Linked DNA regions of Homo sapiens: region 2 is linked to region 1. Evidence: read pairs that join two places in POLR2A ChIA-PET (ENCODE). Cell type or tissue: HepG2. All regions are shown on one strand. Links, peaks and the distances in the headings refer to the core of each region. The heading gives the core; the rest is flanking DNA.

Region 1 (15,545 bases), core at 3,447-11,446:
AGCCAGGCGTGGTGGCAGGCACCTGTAGTCCCAGCTACTCAGGAGGCTGAGGCAGGAGAATCGCTTGAACCCTGGAGGCGGAGGTTGCAGTGAGCCAAGATTGCACCATTGCACTCCAGCCTGGGCAACAAGAGTCAGAGACTCTGTCTCAAAAAAAAAAAAAAAAAAAGATTTGGGTCTCTGAGTCCTGGGCTATTTTCCCTCTCCTTGTGAAGCATTGGTCTTCCTCCTCTGCAAAAGGATAACCATCATGGGATGTGGCAGTGGGCTGACTTCCTGGGAAGGCTAAGCTCAGTGCCTGCACAGTAGATGTTCATGAACAGGGTCTTAGTATAACCGTCCTTTTCTCCAAACCCAGCTTTACCAGGAGTCTCAGCACAGACATGCCAAATTGCTTGGGTGTGAATCCTGGGGGAGCCAGTGACCAGCTAGGTCACCTTAATACAGGCTGCAACAAGTAGTTATTACATAGCAGCTGTGGTGTCATCATCACTATAATAGCATCTCCTGGAGCATTTGCTAAAATGCAGGTGTGAGCCCCAGACCTCAGGAAGCAGAGTCTCTGGGAGTAGGACCAAACCAGGAAGTTGCTTTTTGAACCTGGTGACCTAGGTGATTCAGATGCTGCCAGCCAAACCCCTGGGAACCCTTGAAGCCCTGCCTACTTGAGTTTCTTAGTTTTCTTGCATTCCCTCTCGGGAGGAGCAACCCTTGTCTGGGAGTTAGGAGCCCTGGGTTCAGGCCCAGCCACTGACTTGCTATGGTCCTGGACCAGTCACTGTCCTTCAGTCCAGCCCAGAAGGGGTTTGGGGTGCTGGGCACGGCCCTGAGGCAGTGCCGTGCCCAGCATGGCTTCACCAGCCTGTGTCCTCTCATAGCCTGCCCTCCTATACCTGGTCCCCGCCTGCATCGGTTTTCCTGTCCTGGTGGCGCTGGCCAAGGGAGAAGTGACAGAGATGTTCAGGTAAGGCAGAGTGGGGGGCAGATGTCCTCATGGGCACCAGTGTGCCTGCTGGCAGTCAGTGGAACCTGCTGGGGGTATCTTTACACCTCTCCAGGGGAACATTGTTCCTGCCACCAGCCCCACCCCTTGCCTTTTTCAGCAGTACATGGGTACCTGGCCTGTGGACACCAGTGGGAACCTTACCCTGGGCCAGGAGCCAGGGGAGCGCAAGGCATCAGAGCCCTCTAGGCATCCCCCATCCAAATGTTAGCTGGATCTTAAGAATAGCTGTTGTGGATTTTTCTCTGCCTACTGTCAGAAGTCCTAGGTGACTCTGCCCCCAGGTGACTTCAGGCATGTCTTCCCCTCCCATGGCCTCAGTTTTCACATGTGAGTAATAGAACAGGGGGCGTGTGGGATGCCCTAGTGTGGTAGAAAGTGCCCCGAGTAGAAGGCAGGTGTCAGTCCCTGTTCATTCACCTCTGTGGCTTTAACCCACAGCTCACTGCTTTCTCTATATCTGTATCTCACACAGATACCCCTTCCCCAGGGCCATATCCACACCTACCACACCCTGCACACAGCCCCACCCATACCGCAAGGCCTGCGTGACTCCAACAGGTGTCTGCCCCCAGCACTGCCGACCCTGCCTGCCAGGGACCTAGAAATAGCTGTCAGTTGCGATTAAAGCTGCCTACTCGGGTGCCTTCCGCCCAGTTCCACCTGCCTGGCCTCCAAGCTGTCCCTAGAGCGCTTGCCAGGGCCTCCTGTGCACCTGGCTCCCCGCAGGGGAGCCTGTGACTCACCCCTCCCCCGGACCTGCCTCTGCCCTCCCTGTCCTGTCTAGAATCCCCAGCCCCCCGCCTGCCTGCCCACATTGCCTCGCCCAGCAAAGCTCTGTGGTCTGAGGCAAGTGGGGGCTAGGGGTGAACTTGGGGACAGGTCTCAGGGAGCTTTGGGAGCAGGCATGGCACCCGATCCCTGAGCTTAGCACCCATCCTTCACCCTCCCTCTGCTTCCCATCCAGCCCAGGTTTCCCTGCCCCTCCCCTTGGGGTAACCACCCAATGCTATTGTGCCCTCATCAGGCAAAGCTCTGAATACACAAGGCAGAGGGTGCCCCTGGCCTTTACCTGCTTGGTGCTAAATGCTCTGCCATACAGGTACCCTGCCCCCACTGTTTGCCCTCCACTCCCACCCTGGACATTCTTAGATTGGGGTAAAAAGCAAGTGATCTCTCTCTCTCTCTCTCTCCCTCCTTTCTCCCCATTTCTCTCCCAATTCTCCACCTTTTTACTTTTCCCTTCTATTCTCCTCCTTTTTTTATTGATTTACTTATTTTTATATTGGTACCACATTCACATAGTTAAAAATTCCAAAGCTGTAACAGAGAGAGCACCCTCATGCTCCAGCTACCCCACAGAGGCCAGCAGTGTTACACAGACATTCAGACACCTGTGCACTGATGTGTGTATACTTTTTCTTGCACAGACGGTGGCATTCTTGGAGCATTCTGCACATTGGGTTTCTACGGTATTTCTTAGAGGTGTTTCCACAGCAGCACATACACTTCTAGAGCATGCTTGTTCTTCTGCACAGTGGCCTGATGTGCCTTTGTCTAGGTGCATCTTTCTTTTTTCATTCTCCAAATAATATCAGCTTCTTTCCATAAAATCTGGAAGTGCAAAAATAGGTAAAAACAAGACAGTTCTGCTCTCTGCTCCTTGGAAAGGAAGTCTCTGTCCTCCCTTAGTCTTTCCCTATCCATCTCTTTTTTTCTGTCTCTTCTCTCTCTCTCACACAGCTACGAGTCCTCGGCGGAAATCCTGCCTCATACCCCGAGGCTCACCCACTTCCCCACAGTCTCGGGCTCCCCAGCCAGCCTGGCCGACTCCATGCAGCAGAAGCTAGCTGGCCCTCGCCGCCGGCGCCCGCAGAATCCCAGCGCCATGTAATGCCCAGCGGGTGCCCACCTGCCCGCTTCCCCCTACTGCCCCGGGGCCCAAGGTAGGGCAGACACTGCAGCTCCAGTGCATAGGGCAGGGACCATTGCCAGGAGTAGGCCGCAAGAGCAGCTCCTCCACAACCACCAGGCAGTGGTTGCACCGAGCCATAGGGCTGGGAAGCAGGACAACCCCGAAGCTTCCTGCCCTCACCAGTAATGCGGGGCCCACATCATAGTGGATGGAAATGGCCCTTGTCATGCAGTAGTAGATACTGTTACCATTCAAGGTATATGTATAACCTTAGGCAAGTTACTTTCTTCATCTGTAAGTGGGCACATTCCTGCCTCACGGGGTTTATCTGGTGAGGAAAGATTTGTATTATCTTTGGCATGAACTCAGTTGCTTGAAAAATGAAGCCCATAGAAGAAGCTAAGCCAGGGTGTCTGTCTTCAGAGCAGCACCTTGCCGCTTGCCAGTACAGCAGTGCCCTCACCTCTGGGGCTGAGCTGTTTGATTCATGCTGTGTGCCCTGGGAGGCAGCCTATCTCCATCTCTTGTAGCCTTGTCATGGCCACCCCTTTTTCCACGCTACAGCAGAAGGTTCAGGAAGCTTGAAATCAGCCCACACAAGCCCAGGCCCAACCTCTCTTCCATTGGCTGCTGCCCTTGCTGCCTCCTGGTACCCCCAGGCTCAGAGAAAGCAGAGCAGCCTGCCTGAGGAGGGCATGTGGTAGGGCTGGGGCCAGGCGCTGTTAGGTGCTGGGCAGTGGACACAGGGCTGACGCTCTGCATGTGACCAGGCGCTTTCCTAGGATGGGGGTGGGGGAAGGGGACAACCAAGGTTCTGCTCACCCTCTCCTCTAAATGAATTTTTATTGTTGTTTTTTTTTTTTTGGTCAGTTATGAGGAGTCAAATCCTAAGGATCCAGCGGCAGTGACAGAATCCAAAGAGGGAACAGAGGCATCAGCATCGAAGGGGCTGGAGAAGAAAGAGAAATGATGCAGCTGGTGCCCGAGCCTCTCAGGGCCAGACCAGACAGATGGGGGCTGGGCCCACACAGGCGTGCACCGGTAGAGGGCACAGGAGGCCAAGGGCAGCTCCAGGACAGGGCAGGGGGCAGCAGGATACCTCCAGCCAGGCCTCTGTGGCCTCTGTTTCCTTCTCCCTTTCTTGGCCCTCCTCTGCTCCTCCCCACACCCTGCAGGCAAAAGAAACCCCCAGCTTCCCCCCTCCCCGGGAGCCAGGTGGGAAAAGTGGGTGTGATTTTTAGATTTTGTATTGTGGACTGATTTTGCCTCACATTAAAAACTCATCCCATGGCCAGGGCGGGCCACTGTGCTCCTGGAAGATTCTCTGTTTAAGCACCCAGTGTCTTGCCCTGGGTTTTCTAGGTCTCACCTGCCCACCCAAAATCTTTTCTGCAAGCCCCTTAAGGGTGCCCACCCCAGTGCCTGGCCAGCCCTGCACCCGTAAAACACCTTTTAGCCAGTAGAGGGGGCCCACGAGCCCTCTCTCACCAGCTAGCACTTTTCTCACCACCTTCCTCGAAATACTTGGGGGCAGCAAGGGTGTTGGCAGATGAGAGTCTCCCACTCACCATGGTGAGAGTGGTGGGGAGTACCCAGGGCTGACCTGACTCACAAGGGAAGCAGTAACTGTAGAACCTGCCAGCCTCCCTGGTCCCTGTGCCCATATGGCTTCGGCTGATGAGGGCTCAGACTCTAGGTTGCCCTGAAGATCAAGGCTTTGTCTCCCATTCTGCCCATTCCTGGGTTTCTTCCCAAAATGACTACTGTGGGGCCAGTCATGGCACAAGGGCCAGGACCTCTAGAGGCTGGGGTGGGGAAGGACTGAGCTAGTGATTCTTAGAGGCCTTCTGGGGCCTAAGAGCTGAAATCTCAGCGCCCGGGTTTCCCTAAAGTTTGCTGAAGACAGCAGCCCCGGCCAGCAGGAGACCGACCGGGCACCACCCCAAACCAGGCAAACGGTGGCCACAACCCTCATCCACCCACCTGGTATGAGGTCACTGAGTGGGGAAACAGACAGGAGCGGGTGGCCACCATACTGACAGACCCGGGGCTCTCCCTTGCCCAAGCTTCAGGTTCAAAGGCTGAAAATAACAGTGGCTTCCAGTTTGGAAGTGGCCAAAGGACAATCATGACCAGAGACTCAGGAGTATGACTGTAATACCCTCACTAGGTATTGACATGCACTAAGCACCTTGATATAGGATTTCACTTCCTTCTGAGTCTTGGGCTGTATGTGCTATTATTCGCTCCGCTGTGCAGATGAGGGAATTGAGGCAGCTTGCCCATGGACATCGATTTGACCTTAGCCAAGCCAAACAATTCCAGGTTCCTAAGGACCGCAGCTCCTCCCCAGACCCCTGGGACCAAGTCACTGGCTGGTGTGCTGGGCATCCCTGAGCCCCAGCCACCCAATTTTACTGGCTCCAGGGTTCTATAGGAAGGAAAAGGGGTAGAAAATTTCAAAAGGCTTCTTCCTTTCAGGGAGGGGGGTTCCCTTTCAGGGGCTTCTGGAATCTCTACCCACTCCAGCCAACTCTGAGGCCATGTGGTCCTGGAACAAGGCCCCTCTGAGGCAGATGGGGCAGGCGGCCCAGGCACATAGCATGGTTGGCTCTGCGGCCCAGGGCGCACAAAGGCCTTATTGAGTCACCACCAGCCCCCGGCAGAGGCTGAGGTGGCAGTGGCGCCGAGCGCCTGCCACCTAATGACTGTCCTGGTCCAGCCAGATGTTCCACAGACCTCCGGAGCAGCGGACTAGGGCCCGCCCGGCCAGCCGGCACCGCAGAGGCCACTGTAATTCCAATTAACCAGCTTCAGCTGAGCAAACAGCGGGCAGTGGTGGCCCAGCCCAGGCGGTAGGCCTGGCCCGCAGAGCCTGCGAGTCTAGACTCCAGATGTGAACCGCCACCATCAGAGTCCCATGGAAAAATGGCACCAGGCCGGGCAAGGATTGGGCCTGCATGCTGGGGAGGGGGTGTGGGTGGTTGGGCAGGGCCCCGAGTGGGCTAGATGCCAGCCTCACCTGGTTTGGGGTGGATTATTAGGAAACTGCTCTAGAACCCAAGTTCTACCCTGCTTTATTAGATTCTGTTTCTGTGCCTCAGTCTCCCATGACTGCGACAAGAGAGAGGGTTCCAAGGGGAAAACCAGCCCTGCTGAGACCCCAGTGTGCACTGACTGTATTTCACGTGACTAGCATTATGCTAGTGCAACTGACCCTTGAACAACACAGGGATTAGGGGCACCAACCCATCATGGTCGAAAATCTGTATAACTTTTCAGTCCCGCAAAACAACTAATAGTCTGCTGTTGACCAGAAGCCTTACCTGATAACATAAACAGTCAAAACATCTTGTATGTTATACGTACTACACTGTCTACCATAGAGTAAGCTAGAGAAAATGTAATTAAGAAAATCCTAAGAGCCAGGCATGGTGGCTCATGCCTGTAATCCCAGCATTTTGGGAGGCCAAGATGGGCAGATCAGGAGGTCAGGAGATCGAGACCATCCTGGCTAACATGGTGAAACCCCCGTTTCTACTAAAAATACAAAAAATTAGCCGGGCATGATGGCAGGCGCCTGTAGTCTCAGCTACTCGGGAGGCTGAGGCAGGAGAATGGCCTGAACCCGGGAGGCAGAGCTTGCAGTAAGCCGAGAGAGGCAGGCGGATCACAAAGTCAGGAGTTCGAGACCAGCCTGGCCAATATGGTGAAACCCCGACTCTACTAAAAATACAAAAATTAGCCTGGCATGGTGGCAGGCGACTGTAGTCCCAGCTACTCAGGAGGCTGAGGTGGGAGAATCACTTGAACCCAAGAGGCGGAGGTTGCAGTGAGCCAAGATTGCACCACCGCACTCCAGCCTGGGGGACAGAGTGAGACTCCGTCTCAAAAAAAAAAAAATTATTCAGTGAAAGTGGATCATCATAAATAAAGATCTTCATCCTGGTCTCTGTGTTGAGGAAGAGGAGGGGGTTGGTCTTGGTGTCTCAGGGGTGGCAGAGGTAGAAAAAAAGTCCACGTTTAAGTGCACCTGCACAATTGAAACCCGTGTTCAAGTTTCAAATGTATCTTAAGATTTACTTAATCGTTGTAACAACACTTTGAGGTACCTACATCATTCTTACGATGGGGAAACTGAGGCAGAGACCGTAAGGGCGGGCCCAGGGGGCATGTGAACCCAGAGTGTCTGGCTTCCAAGACTCGTATTCACCGTGGTGCCGTTTGACATGATCAGGATAATGGATCCCTGGTTCCTTTTGGGGGCAGCATTGGAGAAGGGGGTTTGGCACCGTCAGTCTGACAGCAGGGCTGGCTCCTGCAGTGTGAATGAAGCGGTCTTGTGCTCGACTGTGAAGGGGGGTTAGGACCTGCTTCCCAGGGCGGGTCCAGCTTTCTGAGGGAAAGCCTTCAGAGCCTCCATCAGGCCGGCACCAGGTACCAGTTAAGCACTGGGCAGGGAACAGAAGTGGTCAAACGCCGCTTGCCGCGACTTGAAACTGCTGAATAAATGGATAATGTCAAGCGCTATGGCTTAGGGCAGTAGTACCTCCGGTTCCTACGATCGTGTCTGGGGTCCCTGAGGAGCAAGGCAAGAGTCGGCCATTCAGGAGGTCAGAGTTCAGCTGTTCTTGCACAAGCAGGGAAGCTGAGTCACCCCAAACACGGGCAAGACTAGCGGTGGTATCAAATGGCTATCAGGGGCGGGGCCTCAGGGGCCTGCCCCTGCCTCCCCGCCCTGCGTTTGGATTCCCTCCAGCATTCCGGGCCAGGGCGCGGGAGGCGGAGGCCGAGGAGAGGACGGGAGGAGGCTGCATCCTGCCCTGGTGCGTCAGGAAGGGCCGAGCGAGCGGGAAGGAAAGCACCACCCCCCACCCCCGCCGCGGCCACACCTGGGTTCTCCAGGCGGGCAGGGGGGCCCCCGGGCCGGCGCCTGGCTCCAGCAAGTCTGGGCCGCCTCCCCGCGCCGCCCCGCGGGGGCCGCCAGATGGGCTGCCCGCCCGCCAGCTCAGCGACGCAGGCAGGAAACGCCGGCCGGGCTGCCAGGAACGCGCGCAGGGGAGGGGGCGGGCCCGGCCGGGCCACGCCCGCCGGAGGGGAAGGAGGGGCCAAGCACCGCCCGGCGGGGACTGGTGAGCTCCAAGAGCCTGCGATCCCGGTCCCTGCCTTTACTAGATGGGTTTCCTTGGGTAGGTCGTTTTACTTCTCTGTGCCTCACTTTCCCTACCTGTAAAGCGGGGCTGCCTGTCTCCGCTCTTTTTCCCTTTTCTCTTTTATTTGTGCAGCAGGGTTTCACTCTGTCGCCCAGGCTGAAGTGCAGTGGCGCGATCACGGCCCACTGCAACCTCGACCTCCTGGGCTCAAGCGATCCTCCCACCTCAGGTGGGAATATAGGTGTGTCCCACCACGCCTGGCTTTTTTTTTTTTCCCCTAGTTGAAACGGCGGTTCTCACTCTTGCTCAGGCTGGTCTCGAACTCAGGCTCAAGCAATCTTCCCACCTCGGCCTCCCAAAGTGCTGGGATTAGAGGCGTGAGCCACCGCGCCGTGCCTCAGCTATTTTCGTGTGACCGTGTGATCTCAGGACACTTTCTTTCCCTTCTCTTCCTTGGTTTTCTTACCTGAAAAATGGGGTGAACAATTGAACCTCCCTCAACCATGGGCTAAGCCTTTGTTTTCCTCTCCACCGTAGCCCCAACACTTGGCCCATTGCCTGAAACATGAAGGCACTCAGTATTTGTTGTAAGAGTGACTATAAAGGTTTGGGACAATCCTGAGGGCCTGGCTACAGCAGGCACTTCATAAATGGACACAAATTATCAAATTACCTAGAGTCTAATGTTTACCAACCTGCGGCTTCAGGCAAGTGACTTCCCATCTCTGAGCTTCACTTTCCTCGTCTACATAATGGCTGTGAGGATTAAGTAAAATAAATAAATACATGGAAATCACACATAGTGTGTTCTCAATAGATATTTATGGAAGAGTCTCCAAAATATTAAAAAAAGGGAGATACTATTTTGAGTAAATTTGAGGGCAAGGAATATACAAAGGAGTTAGGTGGCTTGGAAGAAGATTTTTGCTATATATGTAAACTAAGCTGTGTGTGGGTGGGTATTTTGCTTGTTGGTTTTTGAGACAGGCTCTCACTGTAGTCCAGGCTGGAGTGCAGTGTGGCAGTCATAGCTCACTGTAACCTTGAACTCCTGCACTCAAGCCATCCTCCCACTTCAGCCTCCTGAGTAGTTAGGACTACAGGTGCGTGCTACCACACCCTGCTCACTTTGCATTTTTTTTTTATTTTATTTATTTATTTTTTTGAGACATAGTCTCGCTGTGTCGCCCATGCTGGAGTGCAGTGGCGCAATCTCGGCTCACTGCAAGCTCCACCTCCCGGGTTCATGCCATTCTCCTGCCTCAGCCTCCCAAGTAGCTGGGACTACAGGCGCCCACCACCACCCTGGCTAATTTTTTTTTGTATTTTTAGTAGAGACGGGGTTTCACCGTGTTAACCAGGATGGTCTCCATCTCCTGACCTCATGATCCGCCCGTCTAGGCCTCCCAAACATGCTGGGATTAGAGGCGTGAACCACCACGCCCGGCCTCATTTTGTATTTTTAAAACTTTGGCCCGGGCGCGCTGTGGCTCACCTCTGTAATCCAGCACTTTGGGAGGCCACGGCAGGCAGATCACGAGGTCAGGAGTTAGAGACCAGCCTGACCAACATGGTGAAACCCTGTCTGTATTAAAAAGAAATATGGTCAGGTGCAGTGGCTCACGCCTGTAATCCCAACACTTCGGGAGGCCAAGGCGGACTGATCATTTGAGGTCAGGAGTTTGAGAGCAGCCTGGCCAACATGGTGAAATCCCGTTTCTACTAAAAATGAAATAAAATTAGCTGGGTGTGGTGGCACGCGCCTGTAGTCCCAGCTACTCGGGAGGCAGAGGCAGGAGAATTGCTTGAACCCAGGAGGTGGAGGTTGCAGTGAGCCGAGATGGTGCCATTGCACTCCAGCCTGGGCAACAAGAGTGAAACTCCGTCTCAAAAAAAAAAAAAAAAGAAAAGTTTTTTAATTAGGCTGGACATGGCTCACACCTGTAATCCCAGCACTTGGGACGCAAAAGGATGTAGAATGCTTGAGGCCAGGAGTTCAAGACCAGCCTGAGCAACATAGCAAGACTCCTCCCAATCTCTAAAAAATTTTCTTGGCCGGGCGCGGTGGCTCATGCCTGTAATCCCAGCACTTTGGGAGGCCGAGACAGGTGGATCACCTGAGGTGAGGAGCTCGAGACCAGCCTGACCAACATGGTGAAACCCCGTCTCTACTAAAAAATACAAAAATTAGCCAGGAATGGTGGTGGGTGCCTGTAATCCCAGCTACTTGGGAGCCTGAGGCAGGAAAATCTCTTGAACGCGGGAGGCAGAAGTTGCAAGTGAGCCGAGATCATGCCATTGCACTCTAGCCTAGGCAACAGAGCACGACTCCTTATCAAAAAAAGAAAAAAAAAAAAAGGTCGGGCACAGTGGTTTACGCCTGTAATCCCAGTACTTTGGGAGGCCGAGGCGGGTGGATCACGAGGTCAGGAGTTTGAGATCAGCCTGGCCAACATGGTGAAAGCCCATCTCTACTAAAAAAAAATAACAAAAATTAGCCAAGTGTGGTGGTGGGCAGCTATAATCCTAGTTACTTAGGAGGCTGAGGCAGGAGATTGCTTGAACCCAGGCGGGAGAAGTTGCAGTGAGCCGAGATGGTACCACTGCACTCCAGCCTGGGCAACAGAGGGAGACTCAGTCTCAAAAAAAAAAAAAAAAAAAAATTAGGCTGGACACGGTGGCTCACATCTGTAATACCAGCATTTTGGGATGCCGAGGTGTGTGGATTGCTTGAGGCCAGGAGTTTGAAACTATCGTCGGCAACATAGCAAGACTTCATCTTTACAGAATTAAAATTTAATATTAGCCAGAAATGATGGCACACACCTGTAGTGTCAGCTACTCACGAGGCAGAGGCAGGAGGATTGTTTGAGCCAAGGAGGACTGCTTGAGCTTGGGAGGTCAAGGCTGGGTGAGCCATGATAGTGCCACTGCACTTCAGCCTGTGCAACAGACCAAGACCAGGTCTCAAAAAAGGCCGGGCACCATGGCTTAAGCCTGTAATCCCAGCACTGTGGTAGGCCACGGCAGGTGGATCGCTTGAGCCCAGGAGTTACAGACTGGCATGGACATCATGGCGAAACTATCTCTACAAAAAAATACAAAAATTAGCCGGATCTGGTGGCTCACACCTGAGGTCCCAGCTACTCGGGAGGCTGAGATGGGAGGATCACCTGAACTGGAGGTGAGCCATGATCGCACCACTGCACTCCAGCCTTGGTGACAGAGACCCTGTCTCAGAAAAAAAAAGAAAATTAGATGTAAAAAACATTGAAAATAAAACAGCACATTTGGCCACCCATAGATTACTTTCAGATTTTTTTCTATGCTTTTTTTTTTTAACCCAAATCAGATCTAAATGAAGTATTTTTTCCATAGTTAACTTTCTTCCCATTTCAGTCAGTTGCCATTTCATCTCACACCCAGACAGCATCCAACCTTTGTCATTTTAAGGCAGACAGGTGTGACAAACAAGGCTATCTTCATGTGAAGGCAGACCCCTGCAGAGAATGCCTGGTGGAGTCTTTGATGGGCCCTCCCTACTGCCTTCCCAAAACCATGGGTCCCAGCTCTGTGCCCCCTGGGATCAGCCCAGTTGGGGGTACCCAGCGAAGGTGCTGCTTCAAGACCCCCATGGGCCTGTCCACCTCAGACAGGTGCTTTCCTTTGCTGCCAGACCCCCATGGGCCTGCCCACCTCAGACAGATGCTTTCCTTTGCTGCCGGAAGCTGGCCACCCACCCCCTCTCAGGCTACCCCAGGTCCCAGCTGGGCTCTGAAGTGCGGGAGGGGAGGTGGAGGCACTGGTAACACTCAGATGCAGAGGTGGTGAGGGAAAACCCAGGGTACTGAGTCTGGAAAACAGATTTCTTAGGTGTGGACTTTGGGGGAGAAGCTGAGCCTCTTTCTGCCTGACCGGGATCCTTTCTTCTTGACAGGTTCTCTATGCAACTATGCGTGCATGTTGCGGGGACGGGGTAGGTGTTTGACTGACAGTGTCTGCTCCTGTGAGAATCTATTCTGATGGACCGGGTTTGGTGGCTCATGCCAGTTATCCCAGCACTTTGGGAGGCCAAGGCGGGTGGATCACCTTAAGTCAGGAGTTCACAACCAGCCTGCTCAACATGGTTAAACTAAAAATACAAAAATTACTCCGGCGTGGTGGCACACACCTATAGTCGCATTGTGTCTGTAATTGGCAGGTTCTTGGTCTACACTGACTTCAAAAACGAAGCTGCAGACCCTCGCAGTGAATGTTACAGTTCTTAAAGGCAGCGTGTCTGGAATTTGTTCCTTGTGATGTTCGGATGTGCTGGGAGTTTTTTCCTTCTGGTGGGTTCGTGATCTCACTGGCTCAGGAATGAAGCTGCAGACCCTCGCGGTGAGTGTTACAGTTCTTAAGGCGGCGTATCCGGAGTTGTTCGTTCCTCCCCGTGGGTTTGTGGTCTCGCTGGCTTCAAAAGTGAAGCTGTAGACCTTTACAGCGAGTATCACAGCTCACAAAAGCAATGTGGAACCAAACAGCAAAAAAAAAAAAAAAAAAAAAAAAAAAAAAAAAAAAAAACACCACCACACACACACACCCCATGCAGAAAGGAACCCCAGTACATTACCACTGCAGAGCCGGGCAGCCTGCTTTTATTCTCTTATCTGGCCCTACCCACATCCTGCTGATTGGTCCATTTTACAGAGAGCTGATTGGTCTGTTTCACAGAGAGCTGATTGGTCCGTTTTGACAGGGTGCTCATTGGTGCTTTTACAATCCCTGATCTAGACCCAAAAGTTCTCCACGTCCCTACTAGATTAGCTAGATACAGAGTGCTGATTGGTGTATTTACAAACCCTGAGCTAGACACAGATTGCTAATTGGTGCATTTACAAACCTTGAGCTAGATACAGAGTGCCTATTGGTGTATTCACAATCCCTTAGCTAGACATAAAGGTTCTCCAAGTCCCCACCAGATTAGCTAGATACAGAGTGCCGATTAGTGCATCCACAAACCCTGAGCTAGACACAGGGTACTGATTGGTGTGTTTATAATCCCTTAGCTAGACATAAAGGTTCTCCAAGTCCCCACTAGACTCAGGAGCCCGGCTGGCTTCACCCTGTGGATCCCGCACAGGGGCTGCAGGTGGAGCTGCCTGCCAATCCCAGGCCGTGTGCCGACCGCACTCCTCAGCCCTTGGGGGGTCGATGGGACCGGGCGCCATGGAGGAGGGGGCGGCGCTCGTAGGGGAGGCTTGGGCTGCACAGGAGCCCATGGGGCGGGGGGGCATGGCGGGCTGCAGGTCCCCAGCCGTGTCCCACGGGGAGGCAGCTAAGGCCCGGCAAGAAATCCAGCGCAGCGCCGGTGGGCCAGCACTGCTTGGGGACCCGGTGCACCCTCTGCAGCTGCTGGCCCGGGTGCTAAGCCCCTCACTGCCTGGGGCGGCGGGCCGGCCAGCCGCTCCAAGTGCGGGGCCCGCCAAGCCCATGCCCACCCGGGACTCTAGCTGGCCCGCAAGCGCCAGGCGCAGCCCCGGTTACCACCCCTGCCTCTCTCTCCACACCTCCCCGAAGGCTGAGGGAGCCGGCTCCGGCCTCGGCCATCCCAGGAAGGGGCTTCCACAGTGCAGCGGCGGGCTGAAGGGCTCCTCAAGCGCAGCCAGAGTGGGCGCCGAGGCCAAGGAAGCCCCAAGAGCGAGGGAGGGCTGCCAGCACACTCACCTCTCGCCATCTACTCAGGAGGCTGAGGCAGGAGAATCACTTGAACCTGGGAGGCGGAGGTTGCAGTGAACTGAGATCGCACCACTGCATTCCAGCCTGGGCGACAAAATGAGACTGTCTCAAAAAAAAAAAGGAGAGTCTATGCTAATGTTTGGGTTTCTACAAGTTGTGGGTAATGGTAAAGTTGAAATCTTACGTGGACCAGTGCTGTAGATGGGTTTCTATATGGTTGTGATTGTGAATGCATGATTGTGTGTTTGTGTCTAAGTATGTTTAGGAGTATGTGTTTCTGAGAACATTTGTGAGCAAGTGCCTGCATTGGTGGGTGGGTGTGTGTAATTGGTGTGTGGGTATAAGAGAGACAGATCATGTGGAAGTGTTTGGGTTGATAAAAGGGCTTTTGCAAGGGCATTGCCTGTGCGAGTTTGTGAATGTGTGCTGTCCCATCTGCTTGCTTGCTTGTTTTTTTTCTTTTTTGTTTTTTGAGACGGAGCTTCGCCGTTGTTGCCCAGGCTGGAGTGGAACAGCGGGATCTCGGCTCACCGTAACCTCCGCATCCCAGGTTCAAGCGATTCTCCTGCTTCAGCCTCCCGAGTAGCTGGGATTACAGGCATGCACCACCACGCTCGGCTAATTTTGTATTTTTAGTAGAGAGGGGGTTTCTCCATGTTGGTCAGGCTGGTCTCGAACTCCCGACCTCAGGTGATCTGCCCGCCTCGGCCTCCCAAAGTGCTAGGATTACTGGTGTGAGCCACTGTGCCCAGCCCTTTCTGCGTGTGTGTGTGTGTGTGTGTGTGTGTGTTTCAGGTCTTGTTTCTTTGGTTCATGCTTCCCTTTGCCTGGGTCATCCCCCAGTGGTGCAGTCACAGCTCACTGCAGCCTCAAGCTCTCAAGCTCCTGGTCTCAAGCAATCCTCCCACCTCAGCCTCCCAAGTAGCTAGAACTACATGTGTACACCACTGGCCTGGCTAATTTTTTTTTTTTTTTTTTTTTTTTTTTTGAGACAGTGTCTGCCTCTGTTGCCCAGGGTGGAGTGCAGTTGCGCAATTTCGGCTCACTGCAACCTCCGCCTCCCGGGTTCAAGCGATTCTCCTGCCACAGCCTCCCAAGTAGCTGGGATTACAGGTGCACGCCACCACGCCCGGTTAATTTTTTGTATTTTTAGTAGGGACGGGGTTTCACCATGTTGGCCAGGCTGGTCTCCAATTTCTGACCTCAAGTGATGCGCCTGCCTTGGCCTCCCAAAGTGCTGGGCTTACAGGCGTGAGCCACAACGTCCGGCCAGGCTAATTTTTTAATATTTTTGTAGAGACGGGATCTCACTGTATTGCCCAGGCTGGTCTCAAACTCCTATCCTCAAGCAGTCCTCCTTCCTCAGCCTCCCAGAGTGCTGGGATTGCAGGCATGAGACCCCGCACAGTCTGTTTCTACAGCGGCCTCTCTGCGGCTTCCTCTCTTCTGGCCTCATGGAGAAACCCCAGAAAGAGCATAGACTCTGGAATTAGAGAAACAGGGTTTGGAATTCTGTGCCATTCTCTCCCTGTGTGGTTTGGCCAACTGATTCAAAGGCTGTTTCCTCATTTGTAAAATGGAGATATATAGTCAGTGGTCCTTGTTATTATCTCCCTGCTACCTGCCCCCTTCCCAAACACCAGCCAGTCTTCTCTGCTCTGGCCAAATTGATAATAGCTTTTGTTTTTCAAGCCTAAAACCAGCTTCTTCCAATTTGCTCAGCAGCTATTTGCTAATCATCCAGAGTGACCTAGGA
Region 2 (15,545 bases), core at 4,810-12,809, 130 kb after region 1:
CTATACTGATAAGTGGAAACCACTGAACAGAATCCTCAGCATGTGCTGTTGCTGTTTTTTTTTTTTTGAGACGGAGTCTCGCTTTGTTGCCCAGGCTGGAGTGCAGTGGCACAATCTCAGCTCACTGCAATCTCCACCTCCCGGGCTCAAGCAGTTTTCCTGCCTCAGCCTCCTGAGTAACTGGGATGATAGGCACACGCCATCATGCCTGGCTAATTTTTGTATTTTTAGTAGAGATGGGGTTTCACCATGTTGGCCAGGCTAGTCTTAAACTTCTGACCTCAAGTGATCTGCCTGCCTCGGCCTCCCAAAGTGCTGGGATGACAGGCGTGAACCATCGTGCCCAGCCTGGTGATCCTTTAAAAATGTATGTCGGACTGTCATTTCTTGGTTCAAAACCCTCCAATGACTCTTTTTTCTGAGACAGGATTTTGCTCTGTCGCCCAGGTTGGAGTTCTGTGAGATGTGTTCATAGCTCACTGCAGCCATGAACTCCCAGGCTCAAGTGATCCTCCCACCTTAGCCTCCTGAGTAGCCAAGATTATTGGCATGTGCCACCATGCCTGACAAATTTTTTGTAGAGATGGAGGTCTCACTGTACTGCTCAGGCTGATGTTGAATTCCTGGGCTCAAGTGATCCTCCCACCTCAGACTCCCAAAGTTTTGGGATTACAGGCATGAGCTACTGGACCCAGTCGATTTTCCTTCTTTTTTTTTTTGGAGACGGTCTCGCTTTGTCACCTAGGCTGGGGTATAGTGGTGTGAACATGGCTCACTGCAACCTTGACCTCCTGGACTCAAGTGTTTCTCCCATCTCAGCCTCCCGAGTAGCTGGGAATACAGGTGCGAAACACCACACCCGGCTAATTTTTGTATTTTTTTGTAGAGACAGAGTTTCGCCATGTTGCCCAGGCTGGTCTCAAACTCCTAAGCTCAAGCAATCTGCCTGCCTCAGCCTCCTAAAGTGCTCAGATTACAGGCATGAGCCACCACACCTGCCCTTTTTTGCTTTTCAATTAGTGAGTCAAGGGGAGATCTCCAATATATCTCCAATAGTGTGGTGGCTGGTCTGCTCTGAAATGTAAGCAGTTTTTTTTTGTCCCCTTGACCAGACTCTAAAAGTCTTAAGGTCAAAAAGTCCACAAATAACGTTTTGTTTACCCATCCTACAGTGCTAGGCCTAAGCCTCGGACTTAGGCAAAGGAGATCAGAAGGGTCATATGGCTAAATGTAGGTGGACAAGAGGGAGTCGGGGAGGGCCTTCCTGTGAATCCTCCTGCCTCTCAAGGACGCTCTGTTCCCTTAGCTTGAGAAGCCTTGAGGAAAGCTTTTTCCATGAACAAGCTTTTAAAAACCTTTTAGCTCTTTAAAAGCAGCAAGTACCATTCCAGTCATGACCCTGCAGACAGGTGGAACACCCATACTCCAGCCTCATTCTGAAGAGACTTGCAGAGCAGGAAGGAAGGGGTAATGACTTTCAGTTCCAGTAATGTATCTAGAAGCAGCAGCTGATTCAGCTAGATGATGTCACCTTCCCAAACCTCCTGACCAGCAGCTGAGATGGTAAAAGCAGGAAACAGGGGATACTCAGCTGGCTAAGTCCGAACATGCCTCTGGCAAAGGCCTACAGTAACCCCAGGCTCTGGAGGCATCCTCCTGAAGATGAGGAGAAAGAGTCCTCTCAGCTGGGAGTACAGTAGGTGTCCTTCAAGACCCTCAAACCAAGATGCTTCTCCAACTCTCCTTTTGCTAAGCAGCTTTCTGCATATCCTGAACCAACAATCCTTCATTTATTCCAAGAGTGGAGCAGGGGAAAGAAGCCTGGCTTTAGAGCCAGCCCAATCTAGGTCCAAATCCAGGATTCACCACGTAAAGCTGCAGGACCCTGGCATGCAACTTCACTTATCCAAACCTTAGTTTCTTTACTGGAAAAGAAAGTAGGGCTAATGGACCATTTAGCACACAGTCTAGGTGAGGGAATTAAATGAGAAAATGCATGTAGAGTACCTGACATGGGCTAGGTGCTCAATAAATGGTAGTCAACCATTATCCCATTGGATCTCTGCAGAGGAGATTTGAAAGATCACCTCCATCTATAACACAAAAGGAAACAAAGGTACCAACTAGACCCAACAGTGTCAAAGCTGAGTAACTGAGTTGGCCCATGCATATAGTTGCTTCCTAGATATTCCATTACTCAGTTTCATTTTCTGTACAGCATTTAACCCAATCCCTGAAATAATCTTGTTTGTTTCTCGGGCTAGCTGTCTCTCCCATTAAAGTAAGAGTTCTACAAGAGCAATGTCCTTGACCTTATCTTGTTTATCTTAGCATCTTCAGCATGTAGCACAGGGCCTGGCACATAGTTGGTGCTCAATAAACATTTGCCGAATCGCCAAATGAATAGCACCTGGGATGGCCAAAAGCTAAACTGACAATGGCCCCACACTTAACTCCTCCCCTCACTATTAGTTGAAGGCTCTGGCTCCCATTTCAGAAGCTGCCATTGCCACCTGGGAATCAGCAGCCCAACCAGTGGCCAGCATGGGCATTAGTCCCTGGGCACGACCTATCTATTGGGATACCAGGGCTGCCAAGGAGGGCCTTGGAATCCTCCCCCTGGCACTTGAAGATCCTACAAACCTGGTTCTAGCTGACCTTTTTGGCTTTATTACCTAATGAAAGAGACCCCTCCACATATGCCTAAAATTTGACTGCCACTGCCCACGGGTCTCTTCTTGAGAGTTGGTCTCAGCCTGCAAATCTTAACCCACATTGACTCTCCTACTGGGAGCTACAGCCCCTCTTTTCTCCGCTTTGTGGTAAGGCTCGGTGTAAACCTCACCTCTTCTGTGAAGTCCTTCCCTCATTTGGCATTTAGCATTTATTGTTGGCTTTTACAAGATCTCCTTTCATGTATATTATGTCTTTTCTCTCTAATTCAACTGGAAGTATCTTGAGAGCAGAACTGGGTTTCCAATGGCAATATCTCAATTAATAAACCTTCTACAGAAAAGACTCCTTGAAACAAAGTTAGCTAGGTCCAGAGAGGACTGGAGAGGGGTCTAGGCTCCTCCCTGCTGGACCAGCCCCTTTGGCAAAAAGAGGAGATCGTGTTGCCTCAATCCAGGAGCCCAGCTGATGAGGCAGGAAGGGAGCCAGCAAATCCTAGACTATTAGGTGCAGTCTGGGACAATCCCAAGGTCATCTATGTAATTAGATTTTTTTTTTTTGGAGACGGAGTCTTGCTCTGTCGCCAGGCCGGAGTGCAGTGGTGTGATCTCAGCTCACTGCAACCTCCGCCTCCTGGGTTCAAGCGATTCTCCTGCCTCAGCCTCCTGAGTAGCTGGGATTACAGGCACGCGCCACCACACCTGGCTAATTTTTTGTATTTTAGCAGAGACAGGGTTTCACCATGTTGGCCAAGACGGTCTTGATCTCCTGACCTCATGATCTGCCCACCTTGCCCTCCCAAAGTGCTGGGATTACAGGCGTGAGCCACCACGCCCGGCCTGTAGTTAGATTTTTAAAAAACCATCATTTTAAATGAATCTGGGCAATATTTAGTTATAAAGAATGGCATAAAAACTGCTCAGTTCAAAGGACTTTTGTAACATACATTTGTGTGAACTAATTTTACTTTTGGCTCGTCTTCTTACCCATATTTTCCTTTCACCCGACTCCCTTAGCTACATTATCCTTTTGGTTGTATGAATTTTCCTAAGTTGCTTCCAACTCTTTGTAAAACAGAGCAAGGTTCCAATAAAAAATAAGATTGGTCCAGTTTTCTTTTAAGTGGTACAGTGGTATATATAAAAAATGATGTTCCAAACAACTCATTATAACAATTAAGAATAAGTGGCAAAAATAATGCATGTAAATCACTGAATACAGTGCTTGGCACTTAATGAGCATTCAAAAGTAGGATGAAAGAACACTATTAATTCTCATTAGCTTCTCTTCTCTGGGCCTCAGTTTTTTCATGTCTTAGGTTTTGTTCATTTGTTTAATAATTTATTCAAAAAGTATTCACTGAATGTTTACTACCTGCAAAGAACAGCTGCAGACACTGGAGATACAATGATGAACAAACCAAACGCCCTATAATCATGGGGCTTATATTCTAATAGAAGAGACAGACAAAAACAAGTACACAAACAAAAAGAAAATTCCAGGTAGAGGCTGTTGCTATGACAAAACTACAAGAAGACTGGAGAGGGATTTAGAAATAGCATGGCTACTTTAAACTGAAGGTCAAGGAAAGTCTCTCAGAGGAGGTGACCAGCAAGCTGAACCAAATGTAGGCCTCAGAAAGGAAATACTAGGGGCAGAACATTTCAGGCAGAGAAAAGAGCAACTACAAAGGCCCTTGGGCAGGAAGAAGTTATGCCAGGATCCAGAAGCAGCAAGGAACCCATGCGGCTTGAGTGGAGTAAGGGAGAGACAGAATGATGGAGGGGCAGCCAGGACCAGATCACACAGGCCTCAGAGGTTGGTAAGAAGTCTGGGTTTTGCTGGGTGCAGTGGATCACACCTGTAATCCCAGCACTTTGGGAGGCTGAGGTGGGCAGATCACGAGGTCAGGAGTTCGAGACCAGCCTGGACATCATGGTGAAACCCCATCTCTACTAAAAATACAAAAATTAGCTGGGCGTGATGGCAGGTGCCTTTATTTTTTTATTTTTATTTTTTGAGATGGAGTTTTGCTCTTGTTGCCCAGGGTGGAGTGCAATGGTGCGATCTTGGCTCAACACAACCTCCGCCTCCCAGGTTCAAGTGATTCTCCTGCCTCAGCCTCCTGAGTAGCTGAGATTACAGGCATGTGCCACCAAGCCTGGCTAATTTTGTATTTTTAGTAGAGACGGGTTTCTCCATGTTGGTCAGGCTGGTCTCGAACCCCCAACCTCAGGTGATCCACCCGCCTCAGCCTCCCAAAGTGCTGGGATTACAGGGGTGAGCCATCGTGCCCGGCCAGTGGGCACCTTTAATCCCAGCTACTCAGGAGTTTGAGGCAGGAGAACCGCTTGAACCCGGGAGGCGGAGGTTGCAGTGAGCCGAAATGACACTTACTGCACTCCAGCCTGGGCGACAGGGCAAGACTCCATCTCAAAAAAAAAAAAAAAAGTCTGGGTTTTATTCTAACTACAGTGGAAGACCACTTGGAGGGTTGTAAACAAAAATGCAATAAGATCTGAACTTGGTTTTTATTTTATTAAATTTTTTGAGACAGAGTTTTGCTCTTGTTGCCCAGGCTGGAGTGCAATGGTGCAATCTTGGCTCACTGCAACCTCCACCTCCTGGGTTCAAGTGATTCTCCTGCCTCAGCCTCCCAGGTAGCTGGCATCACAGGCATGAGCCACCATGCCCGGCTAATTTTGTATTTTTAGTAGAGATGGGGTTTTACCACGTTGGTCAGGCTGGTCTCGAACTCATTACCTCAGGTGATCACCCGCCTTGGTGTCCCAATGTGCTGGGATTACAGATGTGAGCCACTGCTCCTGGCTAATTTTTTGTATTTTTAGTAGAGACGGGGTTGCATCATGTTGGCCAGGCTGGTCTCGAACTCCTGACCTCAGGTGATCCACCTGCTTTGGCCTCCCAAAATGCTGGGATTACAGGTGTGAGCCACCATGCCTGGCCTAAACTTGGTGGTTGTTTTTTTTTTTTTTTGAGACAAGAGTCTCACTCTGTTGCCCAGGCTGGCGTGCAGTGGTGCAATCTCGGCTCACTGCAACCTCCGCCTCCTGGGTTCAAGTGATTCTCCTGCCTCAGCCTCCCGAGTAGCTGAGAATACAGTCATGCACCACCACACCCGGCTAATTTTTTTATTTTCAGTAGAGATGGGGTTTCACTGTGTTGGCCAGGCTGGTCTGGAACTCCTGATCTCAGGTGATTCGCCTGTCTTGGCCTCCCAAAGTGCTGGGATTATAGGCATGAGCCACTGAGCCCAGCCCTGAACTTGTTTTTTTTTTTTTTTTGAGACGAGTATTGCTCTGTCACCCAGGCTGGAGTGCAGTGGTGCGATCTTGGCTCATTGCAACCTCTGCCTCCCAGGTTCAAGCGATTCTCCTGCCTCAGCCTCCCAAGTAGCCGGGACTATAGGCCCACGCCACCACACCTGGCTAATTTTTGTAATTTTAGTAGAGACGGGGTTTCGCCATATTGGTCAGGCTGGTATCGAACTCCTGACCTTAGTTGATCCACTCGGCTTGGCCTCCCAAAGTGCTGGGATTACAGGCATGAGCCACTGCACCCGGCCCTAAACCTTTTTTTTTTTTTTTTTGAGACGGAGTCTCTCCCTGTCACCTAGGCTGGAGTGCAGTGGCGCGATCTCAGCTCACTGCAACCTATGCCTCCCAGGTTCAAGCGATTCTTCTGCCTCAGCCTCCTGAGTAGCTGGGATTACAGGCGTGCACCACACCCGGCTAATTTTTGTATTTTTAGCAGAGACGGGGTTTCCACCACCTTAGCCAGGCTGGTCTTGAACTCCCGACCTGATGATCCACCCACCTCGGCCTCCCAAAGTGCTGAGATTACAGGCATGAGCCACCGCGCCCAGCCTGAACTTGGTTTTTAAAAGACCACTTTGGCTGGAGTATTGGGCAAGAGTGATTTTCTAAGGTCCCTTCCCAGCTTTTTCCCTGTCATTCTAGGCTGCCATGAACTGGTTGCCTGAGCCATAAAGACACAGTTTCTGGATTAGAGTGACTGAAGAGCTTAGAGTGGTTCCTTGCCCTTGGCCGGAGTAGGGAATCTGTGTCACCTTGTTCTGCAGGAGATGGAGGAAGTGACTCCCTCAGGGAGGGGTGGGAATCCCATCTTGGAAAACATCCTCAAACCACCTGTATTGTTTCTGCCTCCTGTGTGGAAGTTTCTGCCAATGACACAGTGCTCTCTGGAATGCACCCCCCCAACGCACACACCCAATCTTCCGTTTACACAGGCATAGCTGTACTTTGCATTCCTCCTAGGATTTAGTTCAAAGCTAGCCTACAGGAACTGGTCGATAAAGAGTTACTGATTGATTACTAAAGAAAGAGAATATTCTCAGCCATTAAGCAAATATTAATGAGTTTTATGAGTATTATGTTGGTCTCTGGGGGTGCAAGGTGATTAAATGGGTTTCTAGTCTTCACTGAGCTCAGAATTCAGTGGATAGACCAAAAACTACAGACAACTACAATGCTGGATACAATAGTTATAACAGCAACATTTACTAGGGCCTTCCTTATCCAGGTAGGACAAGTTGGCTTTGGAGCCAGACTACCTGGGTTCAAATCATGGTTTTACCACTTACTCGCTGTGCATCTTTGAACAACTTTCTTAACTTCTCTATAGGAATAATAAGAGAACCTACCTGAGTGGTACTATTTTGAGAATTCAATGAACTATCTCATATAAAACACTTAAGTGCAAGTGCTCATTGTTAAATATTACTAAAATTACCTTAATACCTGCACCATATGATCTTACATACATTCTTACAAAAGGCTCTTAAATCCTTACAAAAACCCTATGAAGTATTATTATTATCCCCATTTTTCAGATAGGGGGACTGAGGCTCAGAAATGGAAAGGAATGCACCCAAAATCTAACAGCTGATATGTAATAGAGACCAGATTCAAACTCAACTCTGTCTGATTCCAGAGCCCATACTTCCAATTAACAAAATGATCCCCTTTTCATAAAGAGCCCCAGCACAGTGCCTAACACACAGCAGAGACTTTATAAAGGGAGCTATGGTTATTATGTCATTGTCCCTGGAGTTTCCAGCTGTAGATGCTGTAGAACCCAGAGGAGGGGGCCTCTCTTTCACCCTAAAGGGATCTGAGAAGGGTTTAAAGGTGCTGGGTGCCAACTACAGGCTTTGCTTGGGAGTCCCAAAGGTTTCCCTCACTGGGGCTTGGGATACTAATATGGAACCTACACTAGCACCACTAAATCAGACCCAGAAAGTTCCCCCAGGTGTCCAAACACCTGCATGAACAAGCAGGCAGTTTCCTCTAGGTTGACTTCTTGTCTGGCCCTACACATCTCTCAGTTTCATCACTCAGCCACCAGCCCTGGGTCTCATGTATGCACCTGCTGCTTGACCCAGTCCCAGGAGACACTGAGCCTTAGAATTGGGCTCCTTCTCTGGACCTTGCCCCAAAGGCTATTTCTGAGTGACTCCCTGGGACTTCCCTGACATGGTAACCCCTAGGGCTCCAACTGAACATGGGTGCTGTGAGCAAGGGGAAATTCTTCTGAGTAGCAGATGGAGAGTGGGTAGAACAAGAGGCAGTTGTTCTGGATCAGAGATAAGCATGGGGTGAGAACCATAGTACACTGGATTTTATGTTTAAGCAGCACTGATCCTCGATAGTTCAGAACTCCCGCACTGAAGTCCAGCGTAGGCAGGTAAGGACAACCTGGAGCCAGGCATTAATACTCACTTCTACTTCCCATCTGAGTCATATTCAGAGTCTGGCCTTGCCTGGTACTTTGACTGCAGAAGGCAACCCATGGCTAAATCAAGGCACCTCAAGCCTCATAGAGAAAAGGGAAAGACTCAGCATTTGCTGAGCTTTTACTCTGCACTAGGCAATGTGTAAGTGCACTTTACATGTACCATTAATTATTAGGAATGTTTGTTAATCCAGTCACTAAACACTCAGCCACCAAGTACTAGGCCCAGCAGTAGCTGTTAAGAGTGAATAAGACATAGTTTTTATCCTCAGTAAGCTCAGAGCACCTCGTTTAGTCTTTCTCCCAACAACCCTCTGAAATGAGTATTACTTCCACTTTATAGATCTTCAGGTTTACAGAGGGAAGTAACTTGTCCAAATTCATGAAGCCAGTTAAGTGATAAGATATTGCTTCTACTCAAAAAATGCTTGTTGACTGAATGAATGAATGAATGACACAGCTATGGCTGTGACTTTAGTCAAGGAGTAGCAACAAGACCAAATATTTATAGTTCTCAAAGTGCTTTTTCATCTATCATCTCTTTGGGCCTCCCTGCTAGCCCATGAGGGAGGCAAGGCGGGTGTTATCTTTCTTCAACATATGAGGCAACAGGCAGAGCTTGGGCAAGAGGCTTGAGGCCACAGAGCAAACAAGGAGTGAGTGGGGCCATCCTGGAAAAACTCCAGAGTTCCCACAATGCCATGTTTAATCATTCAAACCCATGTCAAGCACCTACTGTGTGCCAGGCATGCTCCTACCCACTTTAAATACTTAACTCATTAAGTCTTCCACTCAGTCAACAAACAAGGAGGACCCTGGGAAGATAAAACAAAATATGCCCCATTGCCAAACGCCTAGTCAACAACACTGGCCAAACCTCTACTGTGTACAAGGTATGACTTGGGCCTTGTAGAGGAGGTAGGGGACAAGGTTGTGAGCCAAGGCCCCAAGCTTCAGGTACCTTAAAATCTCTAAACTCTTGGTCCAAAGATATCCACATATTCTGTCAGCCTGAAAGTTCACTCCTGGAGAGTAGATCCAATAGCAATGACAACAATTTGTTTACCAGTGATTGCAATGTGACAATAACAGTAATAATAGTAGCTTGTTATACTAAGTAATTACTATATGCTGGGCTCCTTGGTAAGTGCTCCATGTATCTTTTCAACTATTTTCATGCTCTCAAGAGTGTTTCAAGAAAAGCGCTGTAGGCCGGGCATGGTGGCTCACACCTGTAATCCTAGCAGTTTGGGAGGCTGAGGCGGACAGATCACCTGAGGTCAGGAGTTCGAGACCAGCCTGATCAACATGGAGAAACCCCGTCTCTACTAAAAAAACAAAATTAGCTGGGCGTGGTGGCGCATGCCTGTAATCCCAGCTACTCGGGAGGCTGAGGCAGGAGAATCACTTGAACCTGGGAGGCGAAGGTTGTGGTGAGCCGAGGTGGCACCATTGCACTCCAGCCTGGGCAACAAGAGCGAAACTCTGTCTCAAAAAAAAAAAAAAAAAAGGAAAAAAGAAAAGCACTGTATATTGTTACCTCTTTTCCATACATGAGGAAACTAAGGCTGGGAAAGATTAAGTATTTGCCAAGGATAACTATTAAGCAAGTGAGACTCACCAACTCAACAACGGTTTGTCAAATTTCGTACCTGACTCTTAACAACGATGGAATTTCTCCCAAGGAGGCAAGGCAGACACCAGGAATACCAGGAGCAGCTGCTGCCTGAGAGAGTGGGGGGCCTCCAGAGCCCCCAGAAGAGTCTTCCTAACCTCTTTCCATCAGGTTTTAACATCACACTGAGATGGGGAGGTAAGGAAAGAATGGTTAGGTGTGCTCAATCTATCCTTAGGGCAACAAGGGTCTGGCCCTCTTTGTTGACCCTCAAGGGAAGAAGTTTGTGACTTCCCATTTGTCACTCACCAACCCTCTAGAGAGAAACAGAAGGGGGCAAGGGCATGGGAGTATTTTCTCCCTGGGGTTGGGGGGCACACACAAGGGAAGAAGCAGCAGCCTTACTGGCTCTTTCCTCCCCTGGGCAAGAAGCCTGTACATGTGATACAGTGTATGTCATTCACATGGAACCCCCTTGGGGAAATGCCAAGGTACCTTTTGGACCCAAGAAGCCTCAGAGAGGAGAGACTGGCAAAGCCCTGAACTGCAAGCTAAGCTGACAATTTCTAAGCATTGTAACTAGGTCATCAGGTTCCTGGAGAAGCCAGCTGTGGCTGGGGGATGGGGAGGAAAATTTTGCAGCCTACCAAGATCCCTACTTCCCTTTAGGCCCCACCCTCCCTGAAATCTGCACCTGCTCCCAAACTGACCCCTCCCCCCAGCTGAGCCCAGCTGTCAACGGCTCCCAATGCCCCGCCCTGCCTTCCTTAGGCCAGAACCATGGGGGCCTCTTGGGCAGGAGGTACCTGATTGCCACCTGAGCTTTGCAGAGAAGGAGCTGTGGGGCAGGGAAGGATTGGCCTCTCCTAGAAGATATTTCTTGCTCCACCAGGGCAGCAAGAAAGTTAGGCCCCTTTGGGCCTACCTAGGGTACCCTTCCTGGCATTGTCACTGCAGGTGGCAGGAGACAGGTGATGTTTACCCTGCTGAGGCCAGAGTTGCCAAAAGGCTTCAATCAATCCTTTGAATCTGCACCTGGCCCTGAGTCCCAAAATAACAACCAGGGCAGCTTACCTGATCTGCAGGTTGCAGGTGCCTCTGGCTTTTCTCTCCCTGCAGCTCTGCCTGCTGAGCCCTGGCTGGCAAGAGATTCTTTTTCTTAGGGGTTACTGAGACCTAACTGCATCCCACAGGTGCTCTGGGCCTCTCCCCATTAGGCCCACCTCTACCATCAACCATCCCTCTGTCCAGAGGCCTCTGTCATCAGCCACCTGGTTTCTTCCCTGACCAACTTTATTGCTGACACAGACCATCTTTGGCTCTAGCCAGTCTGCCTCCTCATGATCTCTCAAATGCTTCATACATACTCCACCCTCCAGTTCTGTCTGGGTGGTTCTTACCCGTCTGGCCTGCTCGTGTGTGTGTGTGCGCGCGTGCACGCGTGTGTAACTAGCCTGATCTTTTTGGTGTGTGTGTGTGTGGCAGAGTCTCCCTCTGTCGCCCAAGCTGGAGTGCAATGGCATGATTTCAGCTCACTGCAACCTCCATTTCCCGGCCTCAAGTGATTCTCCTGACTCAGCCTCCCAAGTAGCTGGGATTACAGGCGCCCGCCACCACACCCTGCTAATTTTTGTATTTTTAGAAGAGACGAGCCGGGTGCGGTGGCTCATGCCTGTAATCCCAGTGCTTTGGGAGGCTGAGGCGGGTGGATCACGAGGTCAGGAGATCGAGACCATCCTGGCTAACACGGTGAAACCCCGTCTCTACTAAAAATACAAAAAAAATTAGCCGGGCCTGGTGGCGGGCACCTGTAGTCCCAGCTACCCGGGAGGCTGAGGCAGGAGAATGGCGTCAACCTGGGAGGCGGAGCTTGCAGTGAGCCGAGATCGTGCCACTGCACTCCAGCCTGGGCAACTGAGCAAGAGCAAGACTCCATCTCAAAAAAAAAAAAAAAAAAAAAAAAAAGAAGAGACAAGGTTTTGTCATATTGGCCAGGCCAGCCTCGAACTCCTGATCTCAAGTGATCCACCTGCCTCAGTCTCCCAAAGTGCTGAGGTTACAGGTGTGAGCCACCACGCCCAGCCACAGCCTGCTCTTGTTACATTCTTTTCACCTATTTAAACCCATCATGGTCCACATCTTCCTAAGACATAACAATGCCTAACATTGACTGAGTATATCAGACACCGTGTGAGGTGGTCTACACAGTCACTTATTCAACAAATATTTGCTAAGTGCCTCCTATGTACCAAGCACTCTGCTAGATGCTGGGGATGAAAGACAGGATAAAGCCCGTGTACTCCGAGAGCTTATGTTTTACTACAGGAGACAGATGGTAAACATGTAAACATGGCGACCTCTAGGGAGGTGATATCTGAGTTGATACCTGAATGATAAGAAGAGAGAGAGCCCTGATCAGATCCATAGGATGAGTGATACAGGCAGAGGAAAAACAGCAAGCCTATAAGGAAGAGATTACTATCATCTTCATTAAGAGATTAGTATTATCTCCATTTACAGACCGGGAAACTGAGGCCTCAGTGGAAATTGTACAAAGCTACGGTGCTGAGAAAGCTATGATTATTTAAGCTGTCAGTGACCTCTCTCCTTCCTAACCCTTTCCACTGTTGATGCAGAAGACAGTCTGGATTGGCAATGCAGTTGGCTAGGGAAAGGGTGCAGGTTGATGATACAGGCTGAGGGTGGAGGCCTCTGGGCCCAGTAATCAACTGGGTAGCTGATGGTGGAAGCTGGCCCATTTGGCAGAGGCCCAGGGCCCAGCAATGCAGTCAGGTGGGCTCAACTTCTTCCACTTTTGGTGTTTACTCTACAGGTTTGGCACAGTTTGCCTCAAGCCATTCACCAAGTGTTTGAGGTCTATTCCTACTGCTTCAAATGAGTTTGCTTCCTTAGGGGCAGAAACTTTTTTTGTAGCCTAACCTGTATCTAATAATAACCCTTCATGTTCATTGAGCAGGCCCTGGCTGAGTCCTCACCCAACCGCGGGCCCTGAGCCAGGTAGTCAGGGTAAAATAAGCCAGTCTGGGCTTGTAAGAAGCAATGACGCTTATAGGCTTTTGCATCAGACACATCTGAGTATAAGACCCAGCTCTGCCTCTTAGAAGATCTGTTACTGTGGACACATTAGGGAGCCTCTCTGAACCCTAGATTCTCCATCTTCACAGGAGAGCATTTGTGAGAACCAAGTAAGATGATTATATTGAGGGGATAAACACAGCACCTGGCACAGAGCAAGTAACTACTCAACCCATAGTATCTGTTATTATTACCAAAAAACACACTTACATTTCACTTTCTCATTCATGCCTCACTTACTCTGGTGGCTTGGCATTATTCTCTCAGGCTTATGGATGAGAATTTGAAGCTGATTTGCTTTGTGTTATGCCACCAGCAAGGAGTCAAGCTGTCTCAAATGTGAGGCCAGAGTTTTGTCTGTGTATGTGTTGAAGGTGATTAATACATATCAACTATAATGAATCTTGCCTGGTGTGTCTGGCAGCTGAGGAGAAGGATGGATGGCACATGTAGACTGATTCAGATGGCAGAGGGACACCAGCAAGACCCAAGGTGTGGAGTATGGAAACAGACCATTGAGGGATGGGACTCAGTCTCAGTTACCACAATATCCACAGTATCACTAGCATTTAGCACATTACAAAGCATTTGTCAATATTTGCTGATTTAACAAAAGAAATGAAACTCCAAGGACAGCTCCAAGCCACACATCCAGCTTTAGGAGAGGCAGACAGTATTGATAATACTGTGTTAAAAGCCAGAACATGAATTCTAAGTCTGATGCTGCCATTTACTGTGGGACAAGACCCCTTATCTTAGTTTCCCCTCTGGAAACAGGGCTGAACATACCCACCTCTCCTACTTCACTGGGAAATAACTTATAAAAGGAGTTTGGTAAATTGAAAGTATTATCATGCACATAAAAAGAATAATCATGACAATACAGACTACTAAGACAGTAGAGTGTGAATCCCAGCTCTTCTTGGTACTAGCCTGTGAAGCTCTGGGTATATCACTTTTCTCTGAGCCTCAATTTTCTCAACCATAAAATGAAGGTAACAACACCTACTTTGCAAGATTTTTAAGGACTGGAGATAAAAAGGACAGGCTTCAGAGTAAGAGAGACCTGGTTTCAAATGCTGACTCTGCCTCTGGCTAACTATAAGCCCTCCCAAATCTCAGTGCCTATAACGATAAGGTTGTTGGGATAGTAACAAAAACAGCGTCACTAAAGGCTGTCACATAGTGAGCACTGGATTAATGCCAGCAGTCACCTAGACAATAGCGCACTGGACGAGGGAACACAGTGGAGCGTTTAAAAGGGGGAGGTTGGAAGCTACCCTCCCAGGCTTTGCCTCTTACTAACTGTGCTACTTTGCATAAATTGCTTAACCTCTCTGTACCTCAGTTTCCTCATGTGTGAAACAGGGATAAAAGAACCTACTTCAGAGTGCTGCTGTGAGAATGAAATCTATTAATACATGTAAAGCACTTTGAACAATGGCTGGCATAGAGTAAGCACTCAATAAGTGTTAGATACTATTAATAGTAATGTTAACAATAATATTAATCACCAACTGGAGTAAGAGGGAGGGACTGTTTATCCTGGGACATGGGTGTCCCATGAAATAATTACAGAGAAGTCTCAGCAGCTGTTTGTAGGCAAGTTTTTAGCCTCGAAGACTCTATGGAAAGGACACGAGGCTGGGGGCTCCTGAGCAAATATCCCAGTCCCACTGACCAGGAGGCCAGTCTCTAGGGAAGCGAGTCAGGCTCCTTGGAAGGGACACTATGTTCCTATCCCTGCCTGACTCGGGGGAACAAAGGCACGTGTGTATGTGTGTGTGGCCAGGGAGGAGGGAGGGGAATGTTTCCCTTTCAAGAGAGGAACAAAGGATCTGAGGCATAGTTGAGTGCGTTCCAATCCCCTCCCAGGCCAGCTCCCATTCCTCAGATGATTGTCCAACAAGGTTTTCAACCTTCTAGCTTCCTCCTCAAAGGTGACTGGGGGAGGGGAAGGCAGGCTCTGTTTCACTCCACCCTTTATCATCAATTTCCAAGAGGCAGGATTTATATGTGCCAAACCTCAAGTTATCTCTTAAGAATCCCATCCTATGCAGGGGTGGGGTGGAATCTCCTAGGGGAACTCAGGGTTAATGGATGACACAGGGCACCGCAAGCAACAGGTTTAATGCATCTCCAGGGGAAGTCCAGGACTGAAACTGCTAATGCGTGATGGAGCCAAGGAGAGAACCCAGGAATTCTAACTGACCTCCCTCACAGCCTAGCCTAGGGTAGGGGGTAATGGCCTGGCAGAACCAAGTAGAAAGGCATTTTCTAAATCTTGAAGGGATGATCACAGCTGGAGGCAGAAGCCAGGTGAAGGAGGAAAGGGTAGGGAGCAAAGAAAGTAATGGACAAGAGGAAAGGCAGGGACACGTCCAAA

What was found. Peaks named below come from ENCODE experiments on the same cell type or tissue, not always from the same donor. Only the 100,000 strongest peaks of a DNase experiment are listed, where the experiment ranks them.
Region 2: POLR2A ChIA-PET joins it to region 1 with 13 read pairs; 13 of 35 experiments call an interaction of 5 or more read pairs at or near these places.

What each region holds. Positions count from the first base shown.
Region 1 is chr20:31,565,332-31,580,876 of GRCh38, forward strand. It overlaps HM13 (histocompatibility minor 13), which reads left to right. Exons shown (of 13, transcript NM_178581.3): 11 at 879-964; 12 at 2,747-2,893; 13 at 3,789-4,212. The coding sequence ends at 3,888. HM13-AS1 (HM13 antisense RNA 1) reads right to left here and starts at 7,932. Exons shown (of 3, transcript NR_046853.2): 1 at 7,811-7,932; 2 at 7,468-7,592; 3 at 2,256-2,617. LOC107985416 (a long non-coding RNA gene) reads left to right here and starts at 7,679. Exons shown (of 3, transcript XR_005647051.2): 1 at 7,679-8,107; 2 at 12,009-12,047; 3 at 12,273-12,448. RefSeq lists enhancers at 457-1,332, 1,333-2,208, 1,482-1,621, 7,289-7,830 and silencers at 4,275-4,569, 7,632-8,211, 9,714-9,883. In HepG2, for the core only: CTCF peaks have their summits at 3,965 (motif pointing right), 4,384 (motif pointing right), 7,187 and 7,899; DNase peaks (open chromatin) are centred at 3,960, 7,700, 8,730, 9,100 and 3 weaker places; H3K4me3 peaks cover 2,124 bases.
Region 2 is chr20:31,697,839-31,713,383 of GRCh38, forward strand. All of the region lies in intron 2 of BCL2L1 (BCL2 like 1), which reads right to left. All of the region lies in intron 3 of BCL2L1-AS1 (BCL2L1 antisense RNA 1), which reads left to right. Among named protein-coding and RNA genes, the nearest start is that of BCL2L1, 17 kb to the right of the region's middle. RefSeq lists enhancers at 216-1,163, 1,547-1,596, 8,087-8,136, 8,147-8,246, 8,297-8,376 and 2 more. In HepG2, for the core only: no CTCF peak of the experiment used is centred there; DNase peaks (open chromatin) are centred at 6,933, 8,309, 9,093 and 12,293.